Regions from separate parts of the Homo sapiens genome. Here region 1 is linked to region 2. Evidence: chromatin loops called from intact Hi-C (ENCODE). Cell type or tissue: IMR-90. All regions are shown on one strand.

Region 1 (2,500 bases), 270 kb after region 2:
GAGATACAGAACTGTATTTAAGGACAGAAGTCAGAGTTGATGAGGCAAGGTAATATGATCCCCAGTATTGGAGGTGGGCCTAGTGGGAGGTGTTTGGGTCATGGGGCGGATTCCTCATGAATGGCTTGGGGCCATCCCCATGGTAATGAGTGACTTCTTCCTCTAGGTTCACCCAGAGAGCTGGTCGTTTAAAAGGGTGTTGCACCTCCCCCCTCTCTCGCCATGAGAAGCGCCTGTTATCCCCTCACCTTCTGCCATGATTGTAAGCTTCCTGAGGCCCTCACCAGAAGCCAAATAGATGTTGGCACCATACTTCTTGTACAGCCTGCACGACTGTGAGCCAAAATAAATTTCTTTTCTTTATAAATTACCCAGCCTCAGTCATTCCTTTATAGCAATGCAAAATGGCCAAACACATTCCCTCCTACCTAGTTCCAACAACAGAAGCAGAGGACAGCCATTTACACTTCTGTGGCCTTCCAAAGTCATCTCTGTCCACAGAGTAATGGGAATTTCCTTACACTACTGCAGTACCAAAGGAAGTGGGGTGGTGGGGGAAAACCAGGCAAATTAACAATGACTGAATGATTGTAGATAGAGGTTAGAGTTCAAGGAAAGTAGGTGATTGGAGAACACCAGGAAGATCAAACGTGGTCTTTCACGTGGAAAGAACAGAGCCAAAACATTGCTAAGATGATGAAATCAAATGAAAGCTCTTTGTCTCTCTGTATCTTCACTTGAGAGGAGAACTTTAACCTTTCCCTTAGGGGGGGAAAAAAAAAAACGGAGGCGGTTTCTCTAATCTCACAGAATTCTACGCTCTTAACATTGGAAAGTCACCTACTGGTCACCTAGTCCAGGCTGTCACCCCTTCCAAAACTGCCTTGGCAGCTGGCTGTTTGGCATCTCCCCAAACACTCATGGGGTTGGATGCTCATCACTTGGTGAAGCAGTTCATTACTTTCTGGGCAGTCCTGAATTTTAGACAATTGTCCTTGACATGCAATTGTCACTTGCTTCCCTGTAGCTTTAATTTATTGGTCCCAGTTTTATTTTCAGGTGCTTCATGAGCACATACTTTCCTTTTCTCAAATGAAGGGCCGTCCAATGCTTTAATGCTCTTTTCAGATTTCCACTAAGAATTTCTTTTTATTTGAGATTAAATATCCTAGCTCTTCAACCTTCCCTTCAGTGACATGGCTTTGGAACTCCTCACCATGCTGGTGTCTATCTCTCAGTTGGTCATGCAAGCCTGAGGCCCCCAGAGTGGGAGACAGCATTCTGTCTATAGGCTGAGCAGCATGGGGAACACTGGGACAACTCCCTCTCTGGAGTTGGACGCGGATGCTTCAACCACTATAGCCCAAGACTGCATTTGTCTCTCTAGCATGATGAGGCTATAACCCCATCTTCTGGGATTTTAGTGTACTACCACTTAGCTCTGTTTTCTTCTTGTGGCTTTGCATGGTACACATGAAATTTATCCTGAATTCTCCTTGTTTTATGACCTGGGTTAAATTCCACCCCCATTTCTTATCCCTGGGAAATTTCTCATTACCAAGAACCATGATTTCTGCTTCTACTTCCCTAACTGAAGTATTAGTTCAGTTTAGTTTGGTGATATTTATTGCATCATGTGTCAGGAATTGTATTATATGCTAAGATGGAGTGAGGGGATACGGATGAATTAGAGCACAATTACTACCCTAGGGCAGATTGCTGGCTGGAGGGAGAAGACACCCACATACACACACTGTTACAATGTGACATAGGAAGAGCTGTGCCACATAAGCATAGTGATTATGGGGGCCCAGATGGGGAACTCTTGGCCCAAAGTAAAAATTCAGGGAGGGAGTTCCAGAAATGGAAGTATTTTGAACAGTAAGAATTAAGGGGTATCGAGAAGAATGTGGAAAGACAGAAAAAAAGGAAAGAACAAAGTCAAGGAGGCAGGAAGCACAATGGTATGTGTGAGAAGCTACAGGCTATTTGGCAGTGCCAGAGCATCAAGTACTAGAAAAGGAGGGGCAAAGTCATGAAAACCTTACTTTCAAGATAGGGCTTGACTCTGTAGGCAATGGGAAACCTTGAAATGTTTCAAGAAGATGTAGTGGGGGGAAGCGGGAGTAATCAGATTTGCATTTATCACTCTGGTCTCTGTAGAAAGAATATGTTTTGATGTGGCTAACCTGGAGGTAGGCAAATGGGTTGGAATACTTAGGAGTCTAATGTGTTATTTCAAGTAAGAGATGTTGAGGACCTTAATGAAGACAGTGGTAGTAGTACACACGGTATAACAGATGCAGTTGGAGGCCTTGGAAAGCTGTGAATGGCAGAGAGCAACAATAACAGCCAAAGTCCAGATTAATTCCTAGAGATCTAGATCAAATGGCTAGGAGGATGGTGATAAAACTAGCTGAGAGGGTGGAAGAGATGTTTGGAAATCATGAGCTCAAGTTTAGACATGGGGAACTTGAATTGCTCACTGAACATCCAAGTA
Region 2 (2,500 bases):
GGTAGAAAAAAAAAAACAAACAAAACTCTACATGTGATCACCCATAGCACTTCCTTTGATTTCAGTTAACCCTCAGTCAAGTTCCCTGAAAAGTCAACACCACAAATCTTTCCTTAAACTTGCTGAGGCCATGCTCCTCCCACACATCGTGGCAGGATGACAAGCAGCACTGTTTATCAGAACAACTGTGGGAAAGTTTATCTGACAAAAACGAAGTATGTTCTTACATTCATTAAGTTTCATTCCAGCTCACTCAGTGACTTCCCAAGGCCTGTTTTCCTAACTTGTTCTATCACTGTATTAAAAAGCTGAGCAGTTAGGGTACTGAGTAAATAAACTGTCTGATAAAGCGGCGTGTCATCCTCTTAGTTACCTGTCCTAAGTTGAATCATTATGCAGGTCAGGGATTCAGACATCTACAAAAGGGATTCAAAAGTGTACAACTACAAGTGATTAGATGATTTAATACACTTGGGATAATATTATTTAAAATATTCATAGTCATTGTTCTCAGATAATTTCCATTATCTCATTTATCTTTACTTGCAGAACCAGAGCACGGAGTTGGAGAATATTCTCTGTCTTCCCCATATTTTGGTTACAGATATTCAATTAACAAATACTTCTGAGTATGTACTATGGTAGTGAACATCACGGGTACAAAACAAAGCCAGCAAGGACGGCTAGGCATGATACAGAAACACAGGCCACATCAGAAGAATAATGACAACACTGAGGTATTAGGGACATGTCTAAAGACGTGGTGAGTCTTGCAAGCAAATGGGAACAACAGGAAGATAATCAGAGATGACACATTTGTGAGACCTCAAGGTGAAAAAGAAAATGCTTTCCTCTGCTTCCTCAGCATCTTTCCAAAAAAAATACTGAAAAGAGAAAATACACATACAAAAGTTTTTGTTTTGTAACAAAGTTCTAAATTCTGATTCTTTGCTAACATCAGTCGAGATTCAGTCCTTCTGATTTTCAAGATTTAAACCCAATCTAATGCTAGCAATACAGAAAATCTGTTTGCACACTTCAACTAATTGGGATTAGACAATCAACCATGACTCAACGTTAGTATCCACACCAAAGTGAGGTTTTGTGAACTGCCTACAATACATGTACAAATTGCACCTATTAATTTTTTTAAAAACTGTTACTTCTTTCAATCTACCAGAAGGGGGTGATATTGTACCAGGCATTTGTTTCTCCATTGTAATTCTCAGATGAAGGCAAGTGCACAATTGCCAATGAAGTCCCATGTCCTGTCATTCATTGCAAGAGGTTTAACAAAAAGGCATTATTTTATAATGTGGTGACTTATCTCACATCTTAATGATGTAATTTCTGCCCCCTTTCTCCACTACTCTAAATCAACAAGCTGGTAGAACTGAATGCTTCACATAGGGAAACATAAAAAGGCATGTCTGCATTCAATGTTTTCCTATCAGATTACAATTTTTTCAAAACACTTTTTCAATTATTTTACTACAAAGCTCAAAAACTTTACAGCACACTAAATTAGGAAGTCCTGAGCGTGACATTTTGGATCCCCGACATTACGCGCTCCTCCACCTTTGCTGGCTTTCCTAACATTAAACCTTGGCTCACATCATTCTTTTAATACAGTACTAAGTTGACTTTCACCCCCATTCTACAAGTAAAAGAGCCATCCAACAAGAAGCATTTTGGATGCTAGTTCCTTCAGAGATCCTATAGAGGACAATTTCCAAATATGCTTCCTTTAAATATCCTTGTACACTGTACTTTCATAAAATGTTTACACCGGGCCTTTACTAAAATCCTCTACATTCTTACGTCAACATCTTTCTCAACAACCAGTGGAATCCTTTCGGCAGCCATGCCCCCCAACACATACAAAACACACACACACAATTATAAATAACTTGCCAGCAAAACAAACAAACAAACAAAAAAAAACAAAAAAAAACTAAATTATATAACCCAGCAAATATCTGCTATGGTTAAAATAAATTCATTGAAAATGTTCATATTTATCTGAAAATCCATCAATAGGTACTGATTAAACAAATTATGGAATACTACAAAGCTACGAAAAAGAATAAGGTCTATACAGGGCTCACATGAACAAGTCTCCAAGAGAGCAAGTGGGGATGAGGCCGGATGCGCTAGTGTCTTACTCACTATGCTCAATAAAGCAACCAGGGAAAGGCAGGGGAAGGGCAGTAACAATGAAGTTGTCTCTGTACTTACTTTAAAGAAAAATGATTTCAAAAGACATATGGTAACAATTATGCATAGGTGAATTCCGGGGTAAGGAGCAAAATAGGACATTTATGGAATCAAAATGTAAGCCAGCCAGCTATTTATGCGCAGTCGATGACGGCCTGGATAGAAACTGACTGGAAACAGTTACAGACATATTTGGGGATTACGTGTGTTAAACTCATTCTATTTGTAGTATGAATACACAAGGGATGTTTATATATAACCAGTCCTATTACTAATAAGGCAG

The links. Hi-C counts contacts between places; a loop is a spot of excess contacts. Peaks named below come from ENCODE experiments on the same cell type or tissue, not always from the same donor. Only the 100,000 strongest peaks of a DNase experiment are listed, where the experiment ranks them.
Region 1: it touches region 2 in a loop (6-fold over the local background); 2 of 110 quality-filtered maps call a loop at or near these places.

The regions. Positions count from the first base shown.
Region 1 is chr3:151,007,794-151,010,293 of GRCh38, reverse strand. The region is part of intron 1 of CLRN1-AS1 (CLRN1 antisense RNA 1); the gene reads right to left. Among named protein-coding and RNA genes, the nearest start is that of CLRN1, 36 kb to the right of the region's middle. In IMR-90, a CTCF peak has its summit at 1,399; a DNase peak (open chromatin) is centred at 1,393; H3K27me3 peaks cover 301 bases.
Region 2 is chr3:151,281,803-151,284,302 of GRCh38, reverse strand. All of the region lies in intron 16 of MED12L (mediator complex subunit 12L), which reads right to left. Among named protein-coding and RNA genes, the nearest start is that of P2RY14, 4.5 kb to the right of the region's middle. RefSeq lists a silencer at 1-282. In IMR-90, a CTCF peak has its summit at 1,182 (motif pointing right); DNase peaks (open chromatin) are centred at 152, 1,212 and 2,372; H3K27ac peaks cover 201 bases.